Regions from separate parts of the Homo sapiens genome. Here region 2 is linked to region 1. The links are chromatin loops, found by intact Hi-C in ENCODE. Cell type or tissue: heart right ventricle. All regions are shown on one strand. Links, peaks and the distances in the headings refer to the core of each region. The heading gives the core; the rest is flanking DNA. Region 1 overlaps ANKS1B (ankyrin repeat and sterile alpha motif domain containing 1B). Region 2 overlaps GAS2L3 (growth arrest specific 2 like 3).

Region 1 (16,097 bases), core at 4,767-12,766:
GATGATGGCCACGTGGTCTGCACGTGTGATAAAATTGTACAGAACTAAACACACACACACACACACACACACACACACACACACAGAGTGCATGTAAAACACAGGACATATAAACAGGGTCAGTGGATTTTTTTCAGTGCCAATGACCTGGCTGTGATATTGTGATACTGTGCTAAAGTCATACAGGATGTCACAACTGGAGAAAACTGAAGAAAATCTATCCAGAATCACTCTCTCTATCATTTCATGCAAATTGACAATTATTTCAAAATAAAAATCTTTAAAAAAAGAAAATAAAAGGATGTATATCAGGCAAAGATATCCTAGAGATATCAGGCAAAGAACTGAATAAACTGTGGTTTATCCACATTATGAACTATTATGTAGTTATTTTTAAAAAGTTGAAAATAACTAAAAATAACTATTTTAACTTTTTACAAATAACCAACAAATAATAAATTAAAACTCATTTACTTAGTAGAATTTTTTTTTTTTTTGACAGAGTCTCGCTCTGTCGCCCAGGCTGGAGTGCAGTGGCACAATCTTGGCTCACTGCAACCTCCACCTCCTGGGTTCAAGTGATTCTTCTCCCTCAGCCTCCAGAGTAGCTGGGACTACAGGTGCCTGCCACCATGTCCGGCTAATTTTTGTATTTGTAGTAGAGACGAGGTTTTACCATATTGGCCAGGCTGGTCTCAAACTCCTGACCTTGTGATCCACCTGCCTCGGCCTCCCAGAGTGCTGAGATTAGGCGTGAGCCACCACGCCCGGCCAGTAGAATTTTTATAAGATGTTAAATGAGCAAACTAAGGTTCAGAAAAGTGAGTGGTATAATTTCATTTTGATGAAACCATGCCAAAAATACTCTCCCATATACGTATATATCCGAACATATCTGCCTTTGTGTGTGTGTGTGTGTTATTTGAAAATGGGTAAATATATATGAATATACATACCAGTTTATTAACATGAATAACCTTGCAGGGAGGATGGATGATGCAGATTGCAGGACAAGAATGGAGGAAGGGGTAACCAAGAAAACTAAAGAAGAAAAAAAACCCAGAGCACTAAAACTACCAATATATATTAAACAACCCCAATGTTTTATATACAATTATGTATGTGCATTTTGTTCTTGTAAATTTAAAGAAATTTTAAGATTTGTTTTTATTATTTTATATCATCATTCAATAATTTTAAATCTACTGATATACTATATAAATACATATATATAATTTAAGTAACTGATTTAAAAGGTACAATTCAGTTGTTTTTAGTGTAGTCACAGAGTTGTGCAACCATCATCACAATTTTAAAACATTTTCGTCACTCTAAAAAGAAACCCTAAATCCATTAATAGTCACTTTCCACAGTTCACTTCTCCAGCCCTAGGAAACCCCTAATCTACATTCTGTCTCTATAGATTTGTCTATTCTTGACCTTTTATTTAAACAGAATTATACAATATATGGTCTTTTATAACTAGCTTTTTTTTTTCACTTGGCATGATGTTTTCAAGGTTCATGCAATTTGCAGCATATATCAGCACTTCATTTATTTTTATTGTCAAGTAATAGTCAATAGTATGGATGCATCACGTTGTATTTATCCTCTCAAGGGTGTAGCCTTGGCCATCTGCACAGTTTTGGGATGGCAGTGGTTATAGCAGGGCTCTCTTTGTCTCTTTTCCTAATCTTTCTGTTGTCTATCTCATTTGATATCACATCCAGATATTAGACTCCAGTAATTGCCTGCTGATTGCTCTATTGTTTTTGACAATCCGTCAGCTATAAATTGCTCCAGAGTCTGCTCCAATTAAATTTGAGAAGGAGGAATTTTTGAAGCTAGTATTTGAAGTTTCTTTTGACCTCAACAGGGCTCTTCATAACTGTCTTTCTCTGTTTCTTTAAAACTAGCTAACCTACCATTTAGCTTATTTCCCTACTGTAGCTATTAGCCACTTTTTGATTGTTTGTCACCAGAATATCTCCACTGGGTTTTGGGGGGGATTTTTTTGTTTTGGTTTGGTTTGTTTTTTTACAGACAGGGTCTTGCTCTGTTACCCAGGATGGAGTGCAGTGGTGCAATCATAGCTCACTGCAGCCTTGGGGTCCTCCCATCTCAGCCTCCCGAGTAGCTGGGATGATAGGCACATGCCATCATCTCTGGCTACTTTTTAATTGTTCGTAGAGATAGAGGGCTTGCTATGTTGCCCAAGCTGGTCTCAAACTCAAGTGATCCTCTCACCTCAGCCTCCCAAATTGCTGGGATTACAGGAATGAGCCACTGTGTAACCTCCATTGATTTTGATAACACGTTTAGGCTTAAACTTCCGCACACTCTGTGTCAAATAACCTCAGTTTCACAAAAAAATGGAAAAACATTCTGTGCTCATGGATTGAAAGAATCAATATGGTTAAAATGGCCATACTTCCCAAAGCAATCTACAGATTCAGTGCTATTCCTATCAAACTACCATTTTCACAGAACTAGAAAAAACTTTTCTAAAATTCATGTTGAACCAAAAAGATCCTGAATAGCCAAAGCAATCCTAAACAAAAAGAACAAAGCCAGAGGCATCGCATTCCCTGACTTCAAACTATGCTATAAGGCTACAATAAACAAAATAGCATGGTACTGGTACAAACACAGATGCATAGACCTATGGAAGAGAATAGAGGACCCAGATATAAAGCCGCACACCTACAGCCACCTGATATTTGACAAATCAACAAAAATAAGCAATGAGGAAAGGACTCCCTATGCAACAAATTATGCTGGGATAGCTGGCTTGCGATATGCAGAAGAATGAAACTGGACCCCTACCTTTGACCATATACAAAACTTACCTCAAGATGGATTCAAGATTTAAAGTAAGACCTCAAACTATAAGAATCCTAGAAGAGGCTGGGCGTGGTGGCTCATGCCTGTAATCCCAGCACTTTGGGAGGCCGAGGCAGGCAGATCATGAGGTCAGGAGATCGAGACCATCCTGGCTAACATGGTGAAACCCCATCTCTACTAAAAATACAAAAAAAAAAAAAAAAATAGCCTGGTGTGGTGGTGGGTGCCTGTAGTTCCAGCTACTCGGGAGGCTGAGGTAGGAGAATGGCATGAACCCAGGAGGCGGAGATTGCAGTGAGCTGAGATAGCACCACTGCACTCCAGCGTGGGTGACAGAGCAAGACTCCATCTCAAAAAAAAAAAGAATCCTAGAAGAAAACCTAGAAAACACCATTCTGGACATCAGCCTTAGGGAAGAATTTATGACTAAATCCTCAAAAGCAATTGCAACAAAAACAAAAATTGATAAGTGGGACCTAATTAAATTAAAGAGCTTCTGCACAGCAAAAGAAATTATCAACAGAGTAAAAAGATAACCTACAGAATGGGAGAAAATATTTACAAACTATGCTTCCAACAAACATCTAATATCCAGAATCTATAAGGAACTTAAACAATTGAACAAATAAAAATAAATAACCACATTAAAAATGGGCAAAAGACATGAACAGACACTTCGCAAAAGAAGACATACAAGTGGCCAACAAACATACGAAACAATGCTTAACGTCACTGATCATCGGAGAAGTGCAAATCAAAACCACAATGAGATACCATTTCTCACCAGTCAGAATGGCTATTACTAAGAGGCATAATAATAGCTGCTGGTGAGGCTACAGAAGAAAGGGACACTTATACACTGTTGATGGGAATGTCACTTAGTTCAGACTCTGTGGAAAGCAGTTTGGAGATTTCTCAAAGAACTTAAAACAAACTACCATTTGACCCAGCAGTCCCATTACTGGGTCTATATCCAAAAGAAAATAAATCATTCTACCAAAAAGGTATCTGTGCTCATATGTTCATCGCAGCACTATTCACAATAACAAAGACACGGCATCAACCTGAGTACTCATCAATGGTGAATTGGGTAAAGAAAACATGGTACATATATACCATTGAATACTATGCATCCATAAAAAAAGAAAAAAAATTATATCCTTTGCAGCAACATAGATGCAGCTGGAGACCATTATTCTAAGGAAATTAATGCAGGAACAGAAAACCAAGTACTGTATGTTCTCACTTATAAGTGGGAGCTAAATATTGGGTATTCATGGGCATGAAGAAGACATCAATAGAAAGTGGGGACTACTGGAGTAGGGAAGGATGGAGGGGGACAATGTATGAAAAACTAACTATTGGGTACTGTGCTGAGTACCTGGTGACGGGATCATTCATGCCCCAAACCTTAACATCACACAATATACGCACGTGGCAAACCTGAACATATACTCCCTAAATCCAAAACAAAAATTGAAAACAAACAAATAAGTCAACCTCTTGGGGGAAAGCTTTAGAGCTTTTTGTTCTTATAAACTGACTCTCCCTTTAAGCAAAATCGTTGAGCCACTCTTCCAGGCATGGGGCAAGAATGATAGCCTCTGGTCTTCCTAGTTTACCTTTCTGGGCATGGAACCTCTACCCTATATGTAAGCAGTCGAGGGCAGTGAAGATCCCAGTATTTTTGGCCTGACCCAGCTGGGATGAACTTTCTATTCTATGAATGGGGTCTGGGTGGAAGAAAGGAGCCCCTGACCTCTCAGCCACACTCACCAGGAATTGAACCTCTACAGCTTAGATTTAGAGGAAATTGGAAATGCTGGCCTGCTCCTTTTGATGAGATCCCATGCCGCTTGGTTGGGATTTGAGGAGAAGGGGAGCCCTTTCTCTTGGACACATCCATCCAAAGTGGAGCATCTATGGAGATGAGTTGCAGGGAAGGAGGGGCCAGAGGGAGCTATGGCTCAAGTGCTACAGAATCTCAGAATCTGTTTTTACCAAGTTTTAGTGTCTGTCTTTGGAATAAACATTTTTACATTATATGCTCTTAGGACACTTTGCAAAGACTTTGATGGTTGGTTTTTGTTGGCATTGTTTTTGGTTTCTGATTGTGTAGGGTTTTTTGATTGTTTGTTTATAATTTTCAAGTTAAGTTTTTTGACTGGGGCTTGGACCTGTGGAGCTCCTCACACTGCCATTATGGGAGTAAAACCCCTAGAATTATTATTTTTTAAAAGACTATGACAAAGAAAATTCCTGTTTTCACCACATACTCTGAGCTTCAGTTTCCTTACGGTAAATCAGGATAATAATTCACACCACACTGCCTAGGACATGGTAGCCCAGAATAATGGTCAGTTTCTTCTTTCCCTCCTCTTGTCTCACTTTTGGAACTTAAAGACATTCTAGTTGAATAAAAGTTCCTGCCTAATTAGTGTGTTGTTATGCTTTAAGAATTTTAAGACTCCATAAAAGTATTTTAGGTAAAGAGAGTAATATATTTAAGCACTGTTACAGAGTGATCTTCAGACCTGAACCAAGATTCTTTTAGAGATTTGACTCATGAGAAAATACTTCAACAAAACCGCAAACAAACAACATGACTCAGGGTCTTCTTTTTTTTCCTTCTTCCCTCTCTTTTATACCTTCCTCACCCCATCCTCTCCCAGCTCACTTCCTCCATATATTATAACATTTTGTCAACATGTAAAAATTATTGAATAAAAATTGAAGGATTGAATACCTAAAAGAATAAAATTCAGGCAGTCTATATAAATTTTGTAAAGTAGTTCATAACCAGTATTTTCTCTGAGTTGTGTTCTTATATAGCAGTCTGAACCTTGAAATAATCCCCACCACAAATATACTGTCTTTTGTAATATATAATTTTATTTATTTTTATTGCTCTAAGAGGTACAAGTGCAGATTTGTTACATGGATATATCCAAAGTGGTGAGGTCTGGGCTTTTAGTGTACCCACCACCCAAATAGTGTACACTGTACCCATTATGTAATCTCCCATCCCTCACTCTTCTCCCACCCTCCCCCTTTCTGAGTCTCCAGTGTCTATTAGTCCACTCTCTATGTTTTGTGCACACACACATTTTTTCTTCCCTCTCCCTCTTTCCCTCTCTCTGTACTAAGAAATGAGAATCTCAAGAAAGGCATTTCCAATATCATTTATTCATTTAGTTACTCAGGCATTTATTTAACAAAGTTTATTTAATAAGCAGGATGTGTATCGTGCTCTGCCAGGTACTTGGCCCCTGGTTTGCATTTTAACAGATGAAACAGGTTTGAAGAGCTGGCCAATCAGCATGTGCCTTGCCAAGCCAAAGTGTCATTGTCGTGTTTGCTCAATTTCCATGTAGTATATTCAACTATTTATAATTCAAAATGACCAGGTGAAGCACTGTGGCTGTGATCCTAGGAGAAGCTATAATTGAGACTTTCCTTTTCTTCCACCTTGTAACAGCTTTAGAGCTGGCCAGGGACAAATAGTATCTTGTTTTTAGCTTCTCCTATAGGTAATGTTGAGCAACTAGAATCTATTAAAATTGATTCATAAACTACTACAAACTCTTTGATGTTATTAAAAGATCCAGGACCAATCAGCAACAAAATATAATCAAGTACTATGCAGTCCACCCAGGGCTGCTTATTCAAAAAGTGGATGAGGATGATGAGCTAAAAGACAGACATGAAAAAATCTGTTTAAAAAACAAGTTATCTTATTTTAAATAAATAATTTAGAGACTTGGGATAGAGTTAAAACTTTTTTTAAATTTGAAAATAGAATTTTTTGTACTTTGGATCATGAAATTACATTATTTTGTTTAGCAGGTATGTACTGAATCTTTACTATGTGAAATATTAGCAAAGCATATTGCCTGCTTTCAAAAAATAAGTCAGACACAAACAACTAAAATTGAAGGCAGAAAATATCTGTTACAATAGAGGGTCTAAAAATGCCATTTAAGACAGAGAAGAAAGAGATTTATTCGTGGTAGAGAAGATTAGAAGAGGTTTCATAATGGAAATAGCAACTGATTCAAAGCCAACAAATGGACAGAAATGTGGGGACATAATAAAACCAACCAAAGCCCATTATGGGCTGCCTTTAGAGACCAGCAAGTAATCCTGCCTGTCTGGGGCAGTGGAAAAGTGGAAATAAAGTTAGATGAACTGCAGTCAATCATGAAGACCCCAAAATGTCATCAGAGGAGTTGGGAGTTGATTTTGAAGACAACAGAAAACCACAGAAGGGTTTTGAGACAGGGAGTAGTAATCAAAACTGTGTCTTAAAGGGATTATTCTGACACCATGCATAAAATTGATTTTTTAAATATTAGAGGTAGAAAGATCAATATAGAAGTCGTTGTTTCACTAGGCTAGGTGGGCCTGAACTATGAGAACAAAATCAATGTAGGTGGCAGTTCTGTAAACTTAAAACAGGAAATAGAATCAAGGGAATGGATCACACTGGGAAGAGGGATGATAGAATTTGGGGACTGATTTCAGTAGTGAAAGAGGAGTAGAAGATGTTTTGAGGTTTAATGTCTGTGTGCCAGGAAAGTTGACAATGCCCTTAAAAAGAGAAAGGAAACAGAGAAAGATGAGGTTTGAGGAAAAAAGAAAAGCGATGTTTCATTTATTCAATAAATTTGTATTAGGCACTTACTATGTGCCAGGCGGCTGCTCTGGGGGGATGAGAGAGTTATCTTTAAATTTTAAAGCTCTTTATGTGGAAGAGGCACTGTTCTCAATCTGTGCTTCTCCGAAGGCAGAGCTGGAGCAGTGAGTAGAAGCAAGGTAGGAAGTGAAATATCTTTCTAATAAATTGAGGCTTCGTGAGAAGTAGTAAGAGCTCTGTTACAGGCAGTATTCAAGTAGAAGTTGGAAGATATTCCTCTAGGAACATTTTAGCCAGGGATGCCTACGTTAGGAAGAAGGTTAGACTAACCTTTCTGCAAGTTCTCTCCCAATCTTAAGAGTCTGTTTCTTCTGATGATCTAGTCCTGTGGGTTCTATTCTTAATCCCTGGTTTCTCCCAATTATTAAATAAATTACTCAGTCTATCTGCCATTCAGTAAAACTCACACATTTACATCTGTTATTCTTGAATTATTTTGGGTTAGGGCTCATCTTCTTTATTAAAAAAAAAATCTATCCAGTTAATGTTACCTTTATAGCTAATTTAGAATGGTAACCCTGGTAGATTGGGTTATAAATATCAGAGGGGAAAAAGGATTTCTTGTGCCTAATAATACTTTTGTTTGGAAGAAACCATGCAAACAAGAAATAAATTATCTTGACTTCAAGATTGCGATGCAGTTTCTGTATTTTGCAGTATTTCAAAAAAGAAAAAAATATATATCTCGGAGAGGCTTATTTTGCTATAGCATGGTAAAGAAACAGAATAATTATTCTCCAAACACTGCAAAGCTTCAGATCAGAAACGTTTATCTGTGCTCCATTTAAAAAGGAAGAAGAAAAGACAGGAAAGAAAGGAAAAGGAGAAAGGGAACCTGTCGTGAGCTCTGTTATAAGCTATAGTTCAAGCTTCGCATTTCCTGGTGTCTTTTGAAACGTAAAATTCCACAACAAATAGCTCTGTAACGTATAACCAGTATGAAGATTCAATTCAGATTTAAGCACTTTGGTTTGCTTTTGAATCTTGCTATTTTCTGCATTTGTTTTGACTGCTCTCATCATTCAAGATTGACGCTTGGATGGGTGTGTAGGAGGAAGCAGCAGCAGCAGGCTTACAGCTTGCAGACAAAAAAAATCTGCCTTATCTGATGGCTATTATTGAAAATGCGAGGTGTAGCCTGGGCTGGGTAATGAAGGGGAGCGAGCGAGGGGGAGCAAGGAGCATGGAGCTGCATACTGATGAGTGTAGGAGTACTTGATAAAAAAGAATTCTGGCTGCCGGCCGTGCATTGCTCATTGTGGAGTACTCCAACAATCACATAGAACGCAGACCAGCCCAAGCTGACAGCTTGATATGCCTTCTTCTGCTGCCTGGTTTTGGGGGCTGTATGACGTACTGGTCGGTAGTAAAGATTAATATGTAAGAAATGTGGAGCTAGGATCAAGTCATACTCCACAGCCTGCCTGGCAAACTATGTTTTACTTCTGACTTTGCTCTCTCGCTGAGAACATTAATCTGTCAAGCTGGCGGGCTCCTTTGATAGCAACTTTCCCAGGGGCATGATGTGGCAATGCCACCTCTCAGCCCAGGACTACCGCTATTACCCCGTGGACGGCTACTCCCTGCTTAAACGCTTCCCTCTTCATCCTCTTACAGGACCCAGATGCCCTGTCCAAACAGTGGGACAATGGTTGGAAAGCATTGGGCTACCTCAGTACGAGAACCACCTGATGGCTAATGGATTTGACAATGTGCAGTTTATGGTAAGAAGCTCTCTGTGTCCACGGAGCTGCCTTTTGTCTGTCTTTGCTTCTTATGTGTCTTACATGGCTCAGAGGCAGCCTGATTTGCACCAAAACTGGTCAGATTTATATATGTAACTGCATTGGAAAATTGGATGCCCTTAGGACTGAACTTGCTGTGTACATATAGACTCTTGCTAAAAAATGAGATCTGTATGTATCCATATACATATGTGTTATATGAATGAACTGGTGAGAGTGCTATTTATAGGCAGTGAAAGAAGATTAATATTGATATTCTCCCTGTCATTCTTGGTATGATTTTTTAAATAAATTTGTAATCTTAGAATACTCGGATTATATCACTCTTCAGCTAATTCTTGATTCTTATATTATTTCACTTGAGCATCAGCATTTAGTGGTTAATGAGACAATTTGTTGTGTTTATGGTGTGAAGATCATTTCTTTTCCTGATAATTGTTCAATAAGCAGTTTAAATCATGTGGACAACCTTCAGTTCATTAGCAAACTGCTTCAGATGGTCAATTATGGAGAGCGTTTACTTCCACTTGCTGATTGAAGAGCGATGAAGTATTGTTTATTACTTTAGGTGGAAAATAAACACTTTGGTCATTTAGCTGTCAATATTTAGAAAGAAAGGTTGGTGGAGTAAGTATAGTCATGTACTTCTGAATTCTGGTCTACATGCAATCTAAACCTGGCATGTGCTAACTTTCCACCGTTTTGCATATAGGTGAGGAAGGAGGATGGGGAACTGTGCAAACCGACAATTCAGCTTTCTAATCATTCCCATACCTCCCCCAGTGCTCATCAGTTCCCCTTGTTAAGCTACGTCACAGCTCTATTACCTTTCCTTGCTTTTAAGTACCCATCACACATATCACTGATCCCTAAGTTTAGAGAGACCTACATAACACAGGCATGTAACACACAAATGACTTGTGGAAATAAGTAATAGCCCTGCCTAAATACAGTAATAGGGCTGACACCTGCAGCTTACTAGTACCAGAAATGATAACACAATAGTGACAGCTGATTAGATTTTTTAATTTCTATCTTAGATTATTTTTCTCTGAGGTTGACTTGAATATTATAGATTTGAAGATTATTAACATTATTCAACTTCTGCTCCTTCTCCAAAAGTATGTATGCCCAAGAGTTTTTAAAAATAAAAAAGACATAAATATAGTAAGATATATGAGCTCTAAGTAATTGCATGCACAGAATGCTTTATGAGTGATTTGTTGGTTTTTTTATACTGATATATGCAGCTACTGTTATTTTTCTTGTGTTTATCAAGTACTGTCACTGGTTATATAGACAAGATATTTGGGTATTGAAATGGAAAAAAGTGAAAGTTCTTCAATTGCTATGAAAGTCTTAGAACACTGGGCAGATTTAGGACAGACTTAGGACACTAAACAGATGGCATTAAGAATTAGAAGAACTATCAAACAGAATTGAAGTCTTTTTTTATTATTTATGTTTACTGTACATTTCAATATCTTAATTATTTCTCCCTATGTCTACTTGAAATAAGGGTTTCTCATTCCCAACCCTGAAACCCTTGTCCAAATTTATTCTGGTCCCATGAGAAGTTAGGTCTTTGGATTTCCTGGATCATTTGGCCAAGCTGAAAGACTTTAATTCAGCTTATTTTTCCTCTGAATGTTAAACACTTATGAGCAAATATAATACCTTTTTGAAAGCCTCGAACTGAAAGGTTAATCAAACAGGTTTCAAATAAGCATTCAAAGAGAGATCGTAAAAATTATTCATGAATGAATCATGTATAAGCACTTCAAAATTTATATGGAAGGCAAAATCCTGGATATACATGATGTAACCAAGGTCTAATCATAGATTATATTCTTTACTTGTTTAATTCAAAGTATTTGGTATAATTTTCTAGAAAATAAGAAAATATTATTAACTTAGATGGGCCAATCAAATACTTTCTTCATGAGACAGAATTATCTTTTAAAAAAACTTTGAATTGCCATTTAGAGGAGTTAATTAATTATGAAAATGAAGCAAATCATGAAGTGGTATAATCAATTAGTGCTTTACATGCTGTTATACACCATTTATTTGCTACTAGTATCATAAGCGATTAATTTCTACCTTTATAAAAATTATTTATTGATCTACATAATCTAATTTATGTAATTGCAAACTTAGTTAAACACATGAATATGATTGGCTTGCTCTAAGAAACATATTTCTTTAATGTGGTGAAAAATCTGTTAGACTTGCTTAGTCTCCACTCAGTATCATATTCTAGCTTTTGTTTTTCTTGAAGCACATTCTGACCTGCATTTATTCCTCCTGTTGCCTAAGCAACAAGCACCACACTCCTATTAACTATGATGTAGTGCATGTCTTATTAGTGTTTTTGAACAAGACAGTAGAAATCAAAAGGGTATAATTAATGTTGGTTGAAACATCATAGTGCATCCATGCATAGATGTACTTTATTTAGGAAATATTTTCAGGAGTTAATTTTTTATTCAATCAAGAATCCATTAATGAATGTGCATTTAAAGTGTCCATATAAGTCACTTAAAGTATTTATTGAAAGCTTTAAAAATTATTTGCTAAATCTGTTCTACATACATACTCTCACACATAAATGCAACACTTGGATGATTTATCTCCATAGCTATTATTATCTTTAATAAGGACTATTTTCACCAATGTCTAGATATGGTTAGAAAAGAAAGACCCCAGTTGTTTTTTGTTTTTGGTTTTTTTTTTTTTTGAGTGGGAGTCTCACTTTGTTACCCAGGCTGGAATGCAGTGGTGTGATCTCAGCCCCCTGCAGCCTCCATCTTTCCAGTTCAAGCGATTCTCCTGCTTCAGCCTCCCAAGTAGCTGGGATTACAGGTGTGCACCACCACACCCGGCTAATTTTTGTAATTTTAGTAGAGACAGGGTTTCACCATGTCGACCAGGCTGGTCTAGAACTCCTGATCTTAAATGATCCGCCTGCCTTGGCCTCCCAAAGTGCTGAGATTACAGGCATGAGCCACCACACCTGGCCCCCAATTGTTTTTAAATATTTGTCAATTATTGCTCCTCCTTCAGGCTGATATTTATCCTTGATTTTACTGATGTGTGATTTTTTCCCTGTATCTTAAAGACAAAATTTCAAACAACTTTTCCTTTGTGTATTTCATTTTGATTTTCAGTTTGGTTTGTAGAATAGTTGTGCACATAGTTTAGATCCTTCTGTGCCCTTAAAAATGTAAAATAAATAGAAATTTGTACAATCAATGAATAGTTTCAGAAGTACATCAGGTCACCTAAGACTTAAGGAGAGTCACATCTATGTTAAAACCAGAAGCCCCTTCACAACAGAATCTTTTGTCTGAAAATCTGCCCAGATCCCACCTTACCTGTTTATCCCCTCAGAAGTCAAATATCATCACCTCCCTCCTGCTTGGCAAAGCCTACCTGATACTCACTAACCTCTGGGAATGCTGCCATGCCTTCTGACATTTCACTCACTTCCCCTGAGTTTGCAACATAGAGAATGTGTCTAAGTTTCGACATTTTTTTTCACCAAGGAGTTTAGGTATGAAGTGATTACTATACAAAATGTGCATGCTTATTTATTTCCTTGTTATATTTGTCTCTACCATCATATTTATTTTTCAAAGTCTAATGACTGCTTCCTAAATTTTAAGTCCCAAAGAATCTATTCTTATCTTAATAACTTTGCTCATCTGTATTCTCTACCCGCTCCTCCTGGACAGACATTTCCTTTCCTTCCCTGCTGTCTTTTATCCTCAAAGGTATAACTCAATTCTTGCCTAGTTTAGGTAGCTTTCTTTAATGGCTGCAGTACAGAACAGGCTCTTTTCTCCTGAACTCACGCAGTGGTTACATTTGACATGAAAAAAATACATTTGGCATGCCATGATTCTCTCTCTAGAATTAGGAGTTAAGTTTTCACTTGTATGTATCTTGTCTCCCCAATTAGACTGAAAGCTTCTCAAGTCCAAGTTCTGTGTATTCAGTTTCCTTGCTTTCCTCACAAGTCCCAGCATAATGCTGTGTGCGTAGAAATCAGCCTGTAAAAACTGAAAGCACAACAGATTGTTGTAGGTGGACCTCCAGTCTCATTTTTAAACTGGAAGCCTTATTTTGCCAATGGGAACATGGACCATTAGTACCCTTCACTCATTCATGCAGCAAGCACTCCTTAGATATCATTTCTGTGCCAGAGACAGTGTTAAGTACTAGGGATGTAACAGTGAATAAGACATGACCCTTACCTTCAAGGGGAGTACAGTATTTCCCTCAGACCTATATTATTTGCATGCACATCACACATACACACGTTTCTTCATGCACACATGGGTGCACACACACTACACCACAGGGATCTTGCCCCTCATTCTTCACATAATCACCATCGCTCAACATATGTATTTACTAGCAATTGGTGTGTCAGCAGCAAATTACAGTAGATAATAGAAGAGGTAAAATCTATCATAGCTTGAAATAAAGGAAGATGAAGATACTGATGATATCAAAACACTGGCAATGTTATGGTAGATTCATAGTCTGAAGACTGTATTAAGGAGTTTATATTACTTGGAGGAGGACTGACCAATAACCTCACCATGATAACTAGCTGACAGTTATATTTATAAACTAATCAAAATGGGAGAAGAATGAAATTATTACCAACTCATTTTTTAAAGCACCTCCTGCATTTCTAACAATTGCCATCTAGATTGACTTGGAATGCTTTGACCCTTATTAAAATGTTCAAAATGCAGCCTTTACAGAATAAGAAATAACAATAATACTGATAGCCCTACATGAATTGGCATTTTCATACACTTGGGTGGATAGCATTCATAAAGGGCTTGCTGAAGGTTAAAGTGAGTAGTGCCTATTAGACACTGAAGTGGAACCACAGAGCTCTTGGAGTCATCCATTTCAACAAAACATTTGCGCATGATAGAGCTCATACGTATTTCATTAAAACTTTTTTCCCATTGCTATGGTGCATTTTACACGTTAATGGACTTACATCTCTTTTCCACTTTTACATAACTTTTCTATAATGAAAACATCATTTGCAGTTGGCCTGAAAAAATGACCTTTTAAGTATCTTAGTAGCATATTGTGATCCAAATAAGAAGTTAAACTTGTGAAGTAGAAAAATTAATTGTCCTTAAAAGGTGAGATTAGTCACCCCCCTCCCCCCGTGATAATTTCTTGTTCCAATATTGGTTAGGAAAATTTTGTGAACTTACTGAGATTTAAAGATACAAGAGAAAAATACCTGCCAAATTTCCTATACCTTCTTATTTCTCAAACAGTCTAGGCTCAGAGTTGAGTGGGTGGCCTTATGTTGAAAGTACAGCTATAGTTTTCTAAAATAATTTAAGCCAATAGTTACAAACCCACTTTTGAAAGAAAAAAAAATAACCTTTTCAACTGCCGGCATTTAAATATCTGTTGGTATCTAAAAGTCAAAGCCAAGCAGGAATTATTGTTTATCTGGACAACAGCTTAATTACAGATATAATAGGCACAGCCTTACAGTGGTGTGAGATAGAACCAAAGTAAGACTTCTCATTTCCACTATCTTGTTTCTCTATGATTCAGTTTACTCATCTGTAAAATCAATCTAATGAGTAGTCTAGAAGAAATGTTCTTTCCAATTGTTATTTAATATTTTGAGCTCTTTAAAGAGGCAAGTACAATATTGGCGCTGGCAGAGCTACTAATTGTTCTTGTATATCCCATTAGCCTTGCACGAATACTGATTGCTTGTGCAGCAGAAAGTCAGAAATGAGGGCATGTGCAGGGATGACCATCTTAGAAGAATGGCTTTCAGAAAAAAAAAAAAATTGCCATGATTCAAATCTTGTGTTAAAAAGGAGCCTTTTCCTCCTTCTGGAAGTTGCTCTGATTAAATTTTTAAGCATTAAAATATGCTGCCCCATTTTCTAATAATGCAGTATATAATACAACTCCCATTACTAACTAATGCTCACATGAATAGGCCTTTAATTTAGTCATGCAGCATATTTGCGTAATTTGATCTCCAGTATTACTTCAAATGACCAGATATTTGAGATGAGAAATTTACCTCATGAATCAGAAAAGTTACCAAAGCTGCTGAATTACAGCCTAATTTTAAGAAATCCAGCCACAGTCATATTTCTACTCTTCTTTAAAAAGACAAATCTCTCAAACAAGTGTTCAGTGGCAGTGACCTCCATTTTCTCACTTCCAACCACTTCCTTAACCCTATAATCCAGCTTGTTTCTCAACTTTTCTGCTGAAATTGCTCTCTTTTAAGTCAGCTCTGATCTGCTTCTTACCAGTTCCCTGCCCCCTGCTTGTTCTTCCACTTTTCTTCTCTTAGCTCTCTTTACAATATCTGATTTTCACTATCCACTCCTCCTTGTTATTTACTCCCCGTTTGTGTTCCATGACAGTATACTCCCCTTTGCAATCACCCCTGTTCTTCTACTTCTCCTCATGCCTCCAAATAAGGGTGGTGCTCTACACCTTTTCATCCCTTAGGGAGATCCCTGGTTCTCATAGATCCATATCTGTTCTCCATGTTTCACCTCTTTCTACCTGGTTCCCAGTGCTGTCCAGCTACTCAATAGATATTTCCAAATGCAAAGAGCGTTTAGCACAGACCTGGCATAGAATAAATGCCCAGTAAATGTTAACTATCCTACAGCCAGAGTGATCTTTCTAGAGCACACATTTGCTTTAGCACTACTCTGCTTAAAATCCTTCAAAGGTTCTCAGTTACCTATGGGAGAGATTATAGGGCATTTCTAAAATCCTTA
Region 2 (16,097 bases), core at 5,440-13,439, 1.5 Mb before region 1:
AGTGGACCTCCAGCAAACTCCAACAGACCTGCAGCTGAGGGTCCTGACTGTTAGAAGGAAAACTAACAAACAGAAAGAACATCCACACCAAAAACCCATCTGTACGTCACCATTATCAAAGACCAAAGGTAGATAAAACCACAAAGATGGGGAAAAAACAGAGCAGAAAAACTGGAAACTCTAAAAATCAGAGCACCTCTCCTCCTCCAAAGGAACGCAGCTCCTCACCAGCAATGGAACAAAGCTGGACAGAGAATGACTTTGACGAGTTGAGAGAAGAAGGCTTCGGACGATCAAACTACTCCGAGCTAAAGGAGGAAGCTTGAACCCATGGCAAAGAAGTTAAAAACCTTGAAAACAGATTAGACAAATGGCTAACTAGAATAACCAATGCAGAGAAGTCCTTAAAGGACCTGACGGAGCTGAAAACCACGGCACGAGAACTACGTGAAGAATGCATAAGCCTCAGTAGCCGATTCAATCAACTGGAAGAAAGGGTATCAGTGATGGAAGATCAAATGAATGAAATGAAGTGAAAAGAGAAGTTTAGAGAAAAAAGAATAAAAAGAAACGAACAAAGCCTCCAAGAAATATGGGACTATGTGAAAAGACCAAATCTACGTCTGATTGGTGTACCTGAAAGTGACGGGGAGAATGGAACCAAGTTGGAAAACACTCTGAAGGATATTATCCAGGAGAACTTCCCCAATCTAGCAAGGCAGGCCAACATTCAAATTCAGGAAATACGGAGAATGGCACAAAGATACTCCTCGAGAAGAGCAACTCCAAGACATATAATTGTCAGATTCACCAAAGTTGAAATGAAGGAAAAAATGTTAATGGCAGCCAGAGAGAAAGGTCGGGTTACCCACAAAGGGAAGCCCATCAGACTAACAGCTGATCTCTCGGCAGAAACTCTACAAGCCAGAAGAGAGTGCGGGCCAATATTCAACATTCTTAAAGAATTTTAAACCCAGAATTTCATATCCAGCCAAACTAAGCTTCATAAGTGAAGAAGAAATAAAATACTTTACAGACAAGCAAATGCTGAGAGATTTTGTCACCACCAGGCATGCCCTAAAAGAGCTCCTGAAGGAAGCACTAAACGTGGAAAGGAACAAGCAGCACCAGCCACTGCAAAAACAGGCCAAACTGTAAAGACCATCGAGGCTAGGAAGAAACTGCATCAACTAATGAGCAAAATAACCAGCTAACATCATAACGACAGGATCAAATTCACACATAACAATATTAACCTGAAATGTAAATGGGCTAAATGCTCCAATTAAAAGACACACACTGGCAAATTGGATAAAGACTCAAGACCCATCAGTGTGCTGTATTCAGAAAACCCATCTCACGTGCAGAGACACACATAGGCTCAAAATAAAGGGATGGAGGCAGATCTACCAAGCAAATGGAAAACAAAAAAAGGCAGGGATTGCAATCCTAGTCTCTGATAAAACAGACTTTAAACAAACAAAGATCAAAAGAGACAAAGAAGGCCATTACATAATGGTAAAGGGATCAATTCAACAAGAAGAGCTAACTATCCTAAATATATATGCACCCAATACAGGGGCACCCAGATTCATAAAGCAGGTCCTTAGAGACCTACAAAGAGACTTAGACTCCCACACAATAATAATGGGAGACTTTAACACCCCACTGTCAACATTAGACAGATAAATGAGACAGAAAGTTAACAAGGATACCAAGGAATTGAACTCAGCTCTGCACCAAGCGGACCTAATAGACATCTACAGAACTCTCCACCCCAAATCAACAGAATATACATTCTTTTCAGCACCACACCACACCTATTCCAAAATTGACCACATAGTTGGAAATAAAGCACTCCTCAGCAAATGTAAAAGAACAGAAATTGTAACAAACTGTCTCTCAGACCACAGTGCAATCAAACTAGAACTCAGGATTAAGAAACTCACTCAAAACCGCTCAACTACATGGAAACTGAACAACCTGCTCCTGAATGACTACTGGGTACATAACAAAATGAAGGCAAAAATAAAGATGTTATTTGAAACCAGCGTGAACAAAGACACAACATACCAGAATCTCTGGGACACATTCAAAGCAGTGTGTAGAGGGAAACTTACAGCACTAAATGCCCACAAGAGAAAGCAGTAAAGATCTAAAATTGACACCCTAACATCACAATTAAAAGAACTAGAGAAGCAAGAGCTAACACATTCAAAAGCAAGCAGAAGGCAAGAAATAACTAAGATCAGAGCAGAACTGGAGGAGATAGAGACACAAAAAACCCTTCAAAAAATCAATGAATCCAGGAGCTGGTTTTTTGAAAGGATCAACAAAATTGATAGACCACTAGCAAGACTAATAAAGAAGAAAAGAGAGAAGAATCAAATAGCCGCAATAAAAAATATAAAGGGGACATCACCACTGATCCCACAGAAATACAAACTACCGTCAGAGAATACTATAAACACCTCTACGCAAATAAACTAGAAAATCTAGAAGAAATGAATAAATTCTTTGACAAATACACCCTCCCAAGACTAAACCAGGAAGAAGTTGAATCTCTGAATAGACCGATAACAGGCTCTGAAATTGATGCAATAATTAATAGCTTACCAACCAAAAAAAGTCTAGGACCAGATGGATTCACAGCCGAATTCTACCAGAGGTACAAGGAGGAGATGGTACCATTCCTTCTGAAACTATTCCAATCAATAGGAAAAGAGGGAATCCTCCCTAACTCATTTTATGAGGCCAGCATCATGCTGATACCAAAGCCTGGCAGAGACACAACAAAAAAAGAGAATTTTAGACCAATATCCCTGATGAACATCGATGCAAAAATCCTCAATAAAATACTGGCAAACTGAATCCAGCAGCACATCAGAAAGCTTATCCACCATGATCAAGTGGGCTTCATCCCTGGGATGCAAGGCTGGTTCAACATACGCAAATCAATAAACATAATCCAGCATATAAACAGAACCAACGACAAAAACCACATGATTATCTCAATAGATGCAGAAAAAGCCTTTGACAAAATTCAACAACCCTTCATGCTAAAAACTCTCAATAAATTAGGTATTGATGGGACATATCTCAAAATAATAAGAGCTATCTATGACAAACCCACAGCAAATATCATACCGAATGGGCAAAAACTGGAAGCATTCCCTTTGAAAACTGGCACAACACAGGGATGCCCTTTCTCACCACTCCTATTCAACATAGTGTTGGAAGTTCTGGCCAGGGTAATCAGGCAGGAGAAGGAAATAAAGGGTACTCAATTAGGAAAAGAGGAAGTCACATTGTCCCTGTTTGCAGATGACATGATTGTATATCTACAAAACCCCATTGTCTCAGCCCAAAATCTCCTTAAGCTGATAGGCAACTTCAGCAAAGTCTCAGGATACAAAATCAATGTGCAAAAATCACAAGCATTCTTATACACCAATAACAGACAAACAGAGAGCCAAATCATGAGTGAACTCCCATTCACAATTGCTTCAAAGAGAATAAAATACCTAGGAATCCAACTTACAAGGGACGTGAAGGACCTCTTCAAGGAGAACTACAAACCACTGCTCAAGGAGATAAAAGAGGATACAAACAAATGGAAGAACATTCCATGCTCATGGGTAGGAAGAATCAATATCGTGAAAATGGCCATACTGCCCAAGGTAATTTATCGATTCAATGCCATCCCCATCAAGCTACCAATGACTTTCTTCACAGAATTGGAAAAAACTACTTTAAAGTTCAAATGGAACCAAAAAAGAGCCTGCATTGCCAAGTCAATCCTAAGCCAAAAGAACAAAGCTGGAGGCATCATGCTACCCGACTTCAAACTATACTACAAGGCTACAGTAATCAAAACAGCATGGTACTGGTACCAAAACAGAGATATAGACCAATGGAACAGAACAGAGCCCTCAGAAATAATGCCGCATATCTACAACTATCTGATCTTCGACAAACCTGACCAAAACAAGCAATGGGGAAAGGATTCCCTATTTAATAAATGGTACTGGGAAAACTGCCTAGCCATATGTAGAAAGCTGAAACTAGATCCCTTCCTTACACCTTATACAAAAATTAATTCAAGATGGATTAAAGACTTAAATGTTAGACTTAAAACCATAAAAGCCCTAGAAGAAAACCTAGGCAATACCATTCAGGACATAGGCATGGGCAAGGACTTCATGTCTAAAACACCAAAAGCAATGGCAACAAAAGACAAAATTGACAAATGGGATCTAATTAAACCAAAGAGCTTCTGCACAGCAAAAGAAACTACCATCAGAGTGAACAGGCAACCTACAAAATGGGAGAAAATTTTCGCAACCTACTCATCTGACAAAGGGCTAATATCCAGAAACTACAATGAACTCAAACAAATTTACAAGAAAAAAACAATCGGCCCCATCAAAAAGTGGGCAGAGGATATGAACAGGCACTTCTCAAAAGAAGACACTTATGCAGCCAAAAAACACATGAAAAAATGCTCATCATCACTGGCCATCAGAGAAATGCAAATCAAAACCACAATGAGATACCATCTCACACCAGTTAGAATGGTGATCATTAAAAAGTCAGGAAACAACAGGTGCTGGAGAGGATGTGGAGAAACAGGAACACTTTCACACTGTTGGTGGGACTGTAAACTAATCAACCATTGTGGAAGTCAGTGTGGCAATTCCTCAGGGATCTAGAACTAGAAATACCATTTGACCCAGCCATACCATTACTGGGTATATACCCAAAGGATTATAAATCATGCTGCTATAAAGACACATGCACACGTATGTTTATTGCAGCACTATTCACAATAGCAAAGACTTGGAACCAACCCAAATATCCAACAACAATAGACTGGATTAAGAAAATGTGGCACATATACACCATGGAATACTATGTAGCCATAAAAAATGAAGAGTTCATGTTCTTTGTAGGGACATGGATGAAACTGGAAACCATCATTCTCAGCAAACTATCACAAGGACAAAAAACCAAACACCGCATGTTCTCATTCATAGGTGGGAATTGAACAATGAGAACACATGGACACAGGAAGGGGAACATCATACTCCGGGGACTGTTGTGGGGTGGGGGGACGGGGGAGGGATAGCATTAGGATATATACCTAATGCTAAATGACGAGTTAATGGGTGCAGCACACCAACATGGCACATGCATACATATGTAACAAACCTGCACATTGTGCACATGTACCCTAAAACTTAAAGTATAATAATAATAAAATAAATTAAATTAAATTTAAAAAAAGTCAGGAAACAACAGGTGCTGGAGAGGATGTGGAGAAACAGGAACACTTTTACACTGTTGGTGGGACTGTAAACTAGTTCAACCATTGTGGAAGTCAGTGTGGCAATTCCTCAGGGATCCAGAACTAGAAATACCATTTGGCCCAGCCATCCCATTACTGGGTATATACCCAAAGGATTATAAATCATGCTGCTATAAAGACACATGCACATGTATGTTTATTGCAGCACTATTCACAATAGCAAAGACTCGGAACCAACCCAAATGTCCAACAACGATAGACTGGATTAAGAAAATGTGGCACATATACACCATGGAATACTATGCAGCCATAAAAAAGGATGCGTTCATGTCCTTTGTAGGGACATGGATGAAGCTGCAAAGCATCATTCTCAGCAAACTATCGCAAGGACAAAAAACCAAACACCGCATGTTCTCACTCATAGATGGGAATTGAACAATGAGAACACATGGACACAGGAAGGGGGAACATCACACACCGGGGCCTGTTGTGGGGTGGGGGGACGGGGGAGGGATAGCATTAGGAGATATACCTAATGCTAAATGACGAGTTAATGGGTGCAGCACACCAATATGGCACATGTATACATATGCAACAAATCTGCATGTTGTGTACATGTACCTTAAAACTTAAAGTATAATAAAAAAAAAGTGGATAGAGGCCCTTCCTATGGTATTGTTTAAAATTAGATGCACTCCTTATAAGAAAACAGGATACTCCCCTTATGAAATACCGTTATCATAGGCCTCCTCCCATCCTATGGGGGCTTCCAGGCACTCCCTGAGAGTTAGGTGAAATTAAATTACAGCGACAACTACAGGTTTTAGGAAAAATTACACAAACAATCTCAACTTGGGTAAATGAGAGGTGTCCCATCAGCTTATTCTCCCCAGTTCACCCTTTCTCTCCAGGTGATCACATGTGGATCAAGGACTAGAACATAGCCCCTTTGCAGCCACGGTGGAAAGGACCTCAGATTGTCATCCTGACCACCCTCAAGGCTGTAAAGGTAGAAGGAATCCCAGCCTGGATCCACCACACCTGTGTGAAACCTGCAGCCGCTGAAACCTGGGAGGCAAAACCAAGCCCGGACAACCCCTGCAAAGTGACTCTGAGGAGGACGACAAGCCCTGCTCCAGTCACACCCAGAAGCTGACTGATCTACGCACGGCCAAAGCATGAGAAGGATCATCGTGGGACTCATTTTCCTTATAATTTGGACTTGTGTAGTAAAAACTTCCACTGATTTTCCCCGCATGGAGGACTGCTCTCAGTGTATACATCAGGTTACCAAGGTAGGGCAACAAGTTAAAACAATCTTTCTGTTCTATAGTTACTATGAATGCCTAGGAACTTTATAGGGAACATGTTTATATAATGACACTCAGTACAAGGTATGTAGCCCAGGAAACGACCAGCCAGATGAGCCAGATGTGTGTTATGACCCCTCTGGGCCTCCCGTGTCCACAGTTTTTGAGAGATTAAGGACCGAAGACTGGTGGGGACTCATAAATGATACAAGTAAAGTATTAGCCACAACAGAAGAAAAAGGGGTGCCCAAACGCATAATCTTGAAATTTGATGTCTGTGCTGTCATTAATAGCAGTAAGTTAGGAAGGGGATGTGGCTCTTTTAGTTAGGATAAAGGCTATATGACCGAAAATAAGTACATTTGTCATAAATTAGGACTGTGTGGAAATGAATGTGGATACTGGTCTTGTGTCATTTAGGCCACTTAGATAAAAAAAGAAAAGGATCCAGTCCACCTTCAGAAAGGAAAAAATGGCCCTTCCTGTACTAAGGGACAATGTAACCGCTTAGAGCTAGTAATAACCAATCCCCTTGATCCTCGCTGGAAAAACGGGGAGCGTGTGACCTTAGGAATCGACGGGGCCGGACTGGATCCTTGAGTAAATATCTTAGTTCGAGGAGAAGTTTACAAACGCTCTTCTGAGCCAGTGTTTCAAACTTTCTATGATGAACTAAATGTGCCAGTACCAGAAATTCCAGGAAAAACAAGAAATTTGTTTTTGCAATTAGCCGAGCATGTAGCCCAGTCTCTCAATGTCACTTCATGTTATGTATGTGGAGGAACTGTAACGGGAGATCAATGGCCATGGGAAGCCTGAGAGTTAGTACCTACAAACCCAGTTCCTGATGCATTCCTGGCTCAAAAGAATCACCCTGATAATTTCTGGGTCCTGAAAGCCTCAATTATTGGACAATATTACATACCTAGAGAAGGAAAAGAATTCACTCACCCTGTAGGATGACTTAGTTGTCTAGGACAGAAACTGTATAATAGTACCACAAAAACAGTCACTTAGTGGAGTTCAAATCACACAGAGAGAAATCCATTTAGTAAATTCCCAAAGTTGAAAACTGTGTGGATCCACCCAGAGTCCCACCGGGACGGGACAGCCCCCACTGGATTGTACTGGGCATGTGGGCATAGAGCTTATGCCAAATTACCCGACCAGTGGGCAGGTAGTTGTGTTATTGGCACTATTAAACCATCTTTCTTCCTACTGTCCATAAAGACAGGTGAACTCCTGAGCTTCCCTGTCTATGCTTCCAGCGAAAAGAGAAGCATAGCTATAGGAAATTGGAAAGATAATGAATGGCCCCCTGAGAGAATCATACAATATTATGGGCCTGCTACTTGGACACAAGACGGTTCGTGGGGATACCGGACCCTCATTTACATGATCAACCGAATAATATGGTTAGAAGTTGTCTTAGAAATAATCACTAATTAAACCGGCAGAGCCTTGACTATTCTGGCCCAGCAAGAAACTCAGATGAGAAATACTGTCTATCAAAGTAGATTGGCTCTTGACTACTTGCTAGCAGTTGAAGGAGGAGTCTGTGGAAATTTAACCTTAATAATTGCTGTCTACACATAGATGATCAAGGGCAAGTAGTTGAAGACATAGTTAGAGATATGACAAAACTGACACATGTATGTGCCCATGCAAGTGTGGCATGGATTTGATCCTGAGGCCATGTTTGGAAAATGGTTCCCAGTGCTAGAAGGATTTAAAACCCTTATAATAGGAGTTATAATAGTAATAGGAACCTGCTTACTGCTCCCTTGTTTGCTACCTGTACTTCTTCAAATGATAAAAAGCTTCATTGCTACCTTAGTTTGCCAAAATGATTCAGCACAAGTGTACTATGTGAATCACTATCCATCTGTCTTGGAAGAAGACATGGGTAGTGAGAATGAAAGTGAGAACTCCCACTAATGAGTGAGATTCTCAAAGATGGGGAATAAAGGAGGAGACCACCCCTCAAATTGTCTTATGCCCAGTTTCTGCCTCCAAAGAAAGAAGAAGTAAAAACTAAAAGGCAGAAATGAAATCCACAAGCAGACAGCCTGGCGCCACACCCTGGGCCTGGTAGTTAAAGATCAACCCCTGACCTGTTCTGTTCCGTTCTAATTACTGGTGCATGCAGCCCCGAGTCACGTACCCACTGCTTGCTCAATCGATCATGACCCTCTCACGCGGACCCCCTTAAGAGTTGTGAGCCCTTAAAAGGAACAGGAATTGCTCACTCGGGGAGCTCAGTTGTTGGAGACGTGAGTCTTGCCGAAGCTCCTGGTCGAATAAAGCCCTTCCTTCTTTAATTTGGTATCTGAGGGGTTTTGTCTGCAGCTTGTCCTGCTACAAGATTACCTGTCTCTAGAGTTTCCTACACTTCTGAATGATTCTAATTCCATCTTCTGTGAGACTAAGTGTACATAGATTTCTGGGTTGCTACCAGATTTTTGTTATCCTTTTGGTTGCATGTATTCATAAACCAATACATTATTCAAGAAAGCTAAAGTGACTCTCTGTTCTTGCAGCCATAAGAGCTGAAGTAAACACACCAGATCTTTCCAGAACGTCTTTGGGTCTCTTGGGCTACAGGCCAGCCAGGAGGATGCAAAGGTCTGGAAGGTGTTCTGTGATTCATAGCAATGTATTTTACAGAACAAGTTTCCTCTGTCATCTGCTGGAGCAGGGGGACAAGACATAAATGTCGAATCATGGGGAGCACCTGCTCAAAGCTGTGCTCCTCTTACATAATTGAAATGGCTGTAGGGAGACCAGCCCATCACACAGGAAGCTGGTTTGAGATTTCATCTCTGTTATCACGGTTTACTTATTAAGACTGAGGTAGAGCTTAATGGAGGGAGCAGGGTGGAATCGATTCCCAGTGTCACAGGAAATATTTTAGAGAGTTAGAAAAGCATCCTTGTATCAGGATGTGAGTTAATTTTTAAACTAATGGCTTACCCAGAGAAAGCTCAGATTTCATGTTTTCATTCACTTGTTTAGGACTTGATTCTCACTATTGTATTTTCTGAGTAACAACGCTTAGCAGTAAATGACTCTTGTTCTTGAGGCTGAGATACAAATATCAGTTTTTTTTCTTTTTTAAGTTTTACAGGCTCCCAATCTGAAGCAATATGGGAAAACACAAGCTGCTCTCATGGAGGTATTTTATCCCGTGAGTAAAATATATCACAAAGAAAGAAGTGAGTGGGCTACAGTCAAAAAGAACATCACATTAAAAAAAAAAAAAAAAAGACAACCCTGGAATGAAGATTGTAATCGCTTTAACAGCAGTAATTAGGCTTATTGTGATATCCCTAGCACCTAACTTAGTGTCTGAGTAGACACTTGATATCAGAGTAGGTGCTCAGAGAGCTTGTTTGCTAAATGAGCAAATGAATGATGTCTCACTGCATTGTGGCCAAGGAGACTGCTTTAGAAATAATCATAAATACATATAATAAAAGGAATTTACTGTGCTAGACTCAGTACATCGAGGACCTGTTGAAGGGGCTAGCACCTGGGATGATTACCATCACGCCCTGAGATGACTATCTCGATTATTTTGACTTCATTCTGCTGCTGAGAGATTGATTTTAAAGAAATAAAACTAACAGACTGAGTTTCCTCCTCTGTTCCCTGTGAGGATTAACTTGGGTGGCGGCAGGACACTTGCTAGTCTATGTCAGTGTTACGCTCCGAGTAGCCTCTCACAACCCTGAAAATAAATATTTTAAAACAAAAAAAAAAACCTAGACAATAAATTGGGACGTTTCCAGCATCTTTCTTCTGTAAAAATACTACAATCTCTAGATGTTAACGCAACAAAAGAAATCCGTAACTTTAAGGCCTCTCATAACTGCCCTCTTTTCCCCTCCCTCCTCTCCTCTCTAAAACAGGTTATGTCTGCAGGCTTCTTCAAACTCCACCACACCATTTTCTCAGGAAAAATCCCTGCACTGTAGGTGGGTCAACAAAATCAAGCTAGAGGTTCTCTTTACACATATTGATGGCTTATTTCTATCAGTAAAAGGATATTTCCTTCCCTCCTTCCTTTCTTCCACAAACATCTGGGCACTGTGCTAAATACAAGGGGTGCAACTGTGAACAAGTGAGACAGAGTTCTCATTCTAGGTTTGGTGAGAGATTTAGATAAGTAAATGGGAAATTACAGTGTTAGATGCAATGCAATGATCAAAAAAATGTAAGGTTGGAGGGTCTGGAGGCTTCTGAGTAAATGATATTTAAGCTGAGACACGAAGGGTAACTGTGTGCCAGGTGAAGAGTTGGGATGGGGGAAAATAATGGGTAAAGTCAAAGGAACAATGCCTGGCACCTATCTGCTGGTATCGCCTCTTAGGATTCCAAACTATTCTCCCTTAACTTCCCCATTGAGCCTCACAGATTTCAAAGGCTATAATTCTCAGCAGGGTTGATTTTTTTTTCCCCCTTACCTGTAAGGAGTCCTGGGGCTTCATGCACTCACACTTCAAAAGATGCTTTTTCTGATGCTTAGGGTAAACGGAAACACTGCAAATTGCTGTTTGAAGACACTTGCTTCATTTAATTTCAGTGCTTGGGATTAAAATAAAAATTTTAAATGTCACATTTCACTCCCCTTCCAAAACACACCACAGGTTAGCCTATTCTTTAACCATTCATTGTTGGATTCCGGCATGTCTAGCATGGTGCAATGAATTATTAAAGGGATCTACATAATACAACTTCGTATCACATCTTCAAGGCTATGTGAAAGAAATTTACATTTTTTTCTCTTTTGGGAGAAGCATATGAAACCTGCTCACTCAGAAGACAATCACTTATTTTTAAATGTTTTTTTTTTTTAAAGGAGGTTCTAGGGTTACTTACAGTAACTTTGATCAATGTCTATTTCTATTGCACTGTCAGAAAATTTAATTGCCAATACTGCATAAGCATTTTGTGCTAGATTTAACTTTTTTCTCATTCATTTATCCACCAAATATTTACAGAGCACCTTTATTGTATTGTCCTGGGACTGAATGCAATAATTCATTGTTCCAAGAACAAAGCTCTGTACACAGTGATTTATAAATATTAAACTAGAAAATACAAGAATATGCTAATCTCTAAATCTTCAAGTTTATAATATCTAATAAAGTATAATTCAAAAACAAGATTTTTCTAAGAAATAAAGAAAAAGCAAGAGGTGATATTCCAGGTGTTTTTTTAAAGATGCTACGTAAGTCCTATTTCTGGATATTAACGTGGAGTACAACTCAACACTTTGTGGAAAAGTATAAAAAGCTTTAAAAAATCATCCTTTAAATAAAATTCAATTAATCTAACCCAGTAGGTATTTTTATATTGACTAACAACTTTCTTGAGCCTTAGTTTCCTCATCTGTAAAAAAGGGAGTTCATTCATTTATTAACAAATAGTTACTGAACGCCTACCAAGTGCCAGGGACTGGTTTGGGCTTTGGGAGCAGTGGTAAACAAAACAGATGTAATTCTTACCTTCCTGGTGCTTACATTCTAATGATAATACCCATCTCATGGAACTGTTGGAAAAATTGCATGTTATGTAATTACAAGTATTTTGTGACTTGCAAAGTGCTATATAAACCCAAGGTTCTTGAATATGATTGTCTTATTCCTCTATCTCCCAGAATAAAAATCAGTAGGTATTAATAAATGATGGTTTGAGTAGATACTAGAGTTTTAACACTGCCACATTTCACTACTAGAAGTCAACAGTCATACACAACTCTAATTCATTCTATTCTATTTGTTCATTCCAATATAATTTGTGAAATAATTTACCTAAAGTAATTTAAGAAAATATTAAATAAATGTATCATATGAAACCCTAAAAGACTACCCACAAGAGGTTAAATATAATAGATAACATTTATTGAGCCCATATACCATGTAACAAGTACTGTGCTATTCCTGGCCGAATGCAGAAGAAATATTACATAATAATGTTTTATCACTGCAGTCTCTCAAGACAAACCACTTCATCACATGTACTAATTTTAAGATAAGTCATTGTCTACAATGTTTTTAATGACTGTTACTTTATGGCTATACCAATATTAATATTCTATAATTAACATCCTTATAACTAAATCTTTGCATGTATTATTTCCTCAAGTCTTACTGTGTTTTTCTACAAGAACAAAACAGTGTTAAGAAAACAGCTTAAATTTAATAAAATGTGTGCCTTTATATTTTCAGACTTACTGGCACATTTTAAATATTTTCCCGGGCCGGGCACAGTGGCTCACGCCTGTAATCCTAGCACTTTGGGAGGCCAAGATGGGTGGATTGCTTGAGCTCAGGAGTTCGAGACCAGCCTGGGCAACATGGTGAAACCTCGTCTCTACTAAAATACAAAAAATTAGCTGGGCGTGATGGCACACGCATGTAATCCCAGCTACTAGGGAGGCTGAGACAGGAGAATCACTTGAACCTGGAAGGCAGAGGTTGCAGTGGGCCGAGATCGTGTCATTGCACTCCAGCCTGGGTGACAGAGCGAGACTCCGTCTCAATAAATAAATAAATAAATATTTTCCCAATGTTACCCAAAATTTCATAAAATGAATTTTAGGTTATAAAATTTTACATTCACAAAGGGTTAGGAAAATACAATTAAAATTTTGTCTACGTTGTTTTTGTTTCCTTTTTTGGAAATGTCACAGGAAATATATATGGAATTAACTGCTTTTTATAATTGCTCTGGTCATGAATATAGGAAAAAGATGAGTATGCAAGAATATACTAACTGTATCAAAGTGTGAAATTAAAACAGGATTACAGGAATTGAAAATTGGAAATTCCTGATATCAGTCATCTTTGGTGAACACAATGCTTGTATGACCTATAGAATTCTACCTTGATAACCAACAAATTATCTCTATTATTTCAAACATTATTAAATGTGAGTCTGGTCTTTCTGGAAAAACATCCAGCATATACAGCAACTTGAGGAACAAATACTGTTGATTAATGACAAGGCCTTATAATCTCCTGGGTGCAGTGAAATAAATTCCACAAATATAAAGAAAGCATTTTAAACAGCACTCTTCTCAAATTATGAATTCTTCCTATATGCAATTTCCAACATGAATTAAGTGATCAGACTGTATTCAGAATACACCAAAAAAGCAAACTGAGACCTTGGTATATATGTTTAAATTTTAATACTCAAGAAAACAAACCTAAGTTAAAATTGGATACAAATACTGCTGGCATAAGAAAATATACACAAATTTGGATTCAAATGGGGTTATTATGTGAACCTGGATGTAAGACTACATCCTAACAACCTGTTGTTGAAGCCTTTTAATAAAGTAACAGATTTTAAATCAGATAGATATAAAAAGACTGAAGAAAAACAGTAACTTTTCCTTAAGTTCTCTTATCCATAAAGAATGACAAACTCCATATGGACAGTAAAGTTAGAGGTCATCCAATTTACCAAGGCATTTTGAACACATAAACCTTAAATACCTACTTTAAGCCCAAACAAGGTAAAAATAATCGGCATTTCATTGTGCTCCGAAGTTTAATTTTACATATCATGTTAACAAATTATAGAAAATAAAATAAAAGCATTTTCCATTTTTTTGAAAGTACACATCATTACTTCTCCCAGGTACTTCAGTAATTTAAGCTTAATACTCGTTTTATTAAACATTAAACACAAAAAAGAATTTACAAAATCTTGCACTGTTATTAAGAAGAGATGGAAAGTTCTCCCAACTTCAGCAATGTTAAGAGCTGTTTTTAAATTGTGAAAATGAATAGAAACACTAGCTCTTTAGGAGAATTTCAAAATACATCTGAAGAAACTAATTGTCTTTCGGATATTGTTTATTCAAACAAAACTTTTCGCTGGGTGTGATGGCTCATGCCTGTAATCCCAGCGCTTTGGGAGGCTGAGGCAGGTGGATCACCTGAGGTCAGGAGTTTGAGATCAGCCTGGCCGACATGGTGAAACCCCCATCTCTACTGAAAATACAAAAAAATTAGCTGGGCCTGGTGGTGGATGCCTGTAATCCCAACCACTCAGGAGGCTGAGGCAGCAGAATCACTTGAACCCAGGAGGCAGAGGTTGCAATGAGCTGAGATTGTGCCACTGCACTCCAGTCTGGGCAACAAGAGTGAAACTCCGTCTCAAAAAAGGAAAAAAACAAAACAAAACAAAACAACATTAAAAAAACACTTTTATTTTGGAAGGGTAAGCTATATATAAATAAAAATTCATTCAACATGAATGTAATTGGAGAAATTCCCTACTGCTGAAAAATAGTAATGTATAAACTGACTTCCAATTATTCAAATAAACCTTTTTCTTTTCTTTTTCTTTTTTTTTTTTTTTGAGACAGAGTCTCACTCTGTTGCCCAGGCTGGAGTGCAGTGGCGCAATCTTGGCTCACTGCAACCTCTGCCTCCCGGGTTCAAGCGATCCTCCTGCCTCAGCCTCCTGAGTAGCTGAGATTATAGGCATGTGCCACCATGCCCGGCTAATTTTGTATTTTTAGTAGAGAAGAGGTTTCACCATGTTGGTCAGGCTGATTTCGAACTCCTGACTTCGTGATCTGCCCAACTTGGCTTCCCAAAATGCTGGGATTGCCTGGCCTCAAATAAACAATTCTTTGGCTAATTCTGGAATTTGTGTCAGATGCCTGTGGGATACTTTTATTCCTGATCACATTTAACACAAAACTTAGTGTTTATATACTGTAAACAACATAAATTACATATTGTAAAATCTACTAGGATTCATAAATTGCCTACAATTCCATTTACTTTTTGCTTTCTTTTAAGTTCTAAAAGTTACTGATAAAGAAGTGTTACTTGGTTTTATAAGGGAATACTTGATGATAAAATTCTTCCTGTCTGAAAAGATGCACTAAATATTTCTGATCACTAAAAAGTAAAGCTTCTATCACCTCTTGAACATTGACTTCACTTTCCAAAGATGTATATATCATCTCTCTCAATGCCCAAGTCAATAGTCGAGTTAAACCAAGTATTTGGTGACTGTCTCTTTAAAGAAGAGAAGCATCACTTCTTCCAAAAACTAGCTTGCACACATCTTTGATTTTATCTGTACTCTTCAGGCAAAAGGTCATTTATCTTCATAGAAAGTTTTCTTGCTTTGTAATCTATAGAACACTAGTCGCCAGCTTAAAATGCTTATTCTATGATTGTACATTTGTGTAAACTATTATTTTTTTCTTCAGAAAACACATTTTAGTTTAAAACAGAGAAACACAAACCTGAATACTGAATAACCTAAGATAATTGGCAATACTGTGAAGTTTTAAAAGCACTCTTAAAACTTCTCAAAGTTCATTAATAATTTTTAAAGTCACCATCCCTTAAAAATAAATTATTTACAAGTATCACCTTAGGTTGATGGAGTTTATGCAGTCATTACATGATCAGGATATGCTTGAGAGACTGTGCCTACAG

What was found. A loop is a pair of places that touch in the nucleus more often than their neighbours do. Peaks named below come from ENCODE experiments on the same cell type or tissue, not always from the same donor. Only the 100,000 strongest peaks of a DNase experiment are listed, where the experiment ranks them.
Region 2: it touches region 1 in a loop (22-fold over the local background); 2 of 110 quality-filtered maps call a loop at or near these places.

The regions. Positions count from the first base shown.
Region 1 is chr12:99,147,456-99,163,552 of GRCh38, reverse strand. It overlaps ANKS1B (ankyrin repeat and sterile alpha motif domain containing 1B), which reads left to right. Exons shown (of 27, transcript NM_001352186.2): 15 at 9,158-9,264. Among named protein-coding and RNA genes, the nearest start is that of GARIN6, 490 kb to the left of the region's middle. RefSeq lists an enhancer at 8,433-8,932. In heart right ventricle, for the core only: no CTCF peak of the experiment used is centred there; a DNase peak (open chromatin) is centred at 8,805; H3K4me3 peaks cover 1,651 bases; H3K27ac peaks cover 641 bases.
Region 2 is chr12:100,625,989-100,642,085 of GRCh38, reverse strand. It overlaps GAS2L3 (growth arrest specific 2 like 3), which reads right to left. Exons shown (of 10, transcript NM_174942.3): 10 at 13,798-16,097. Among named protein-coding and RNA genes, the nearest start is that of GAS2L3, 60 kb to the right of the region's middle. In heart right ventricle, for the core only: no CTCF peak of the experiment used is centred there; no DNase peak of the experiment used is centred there.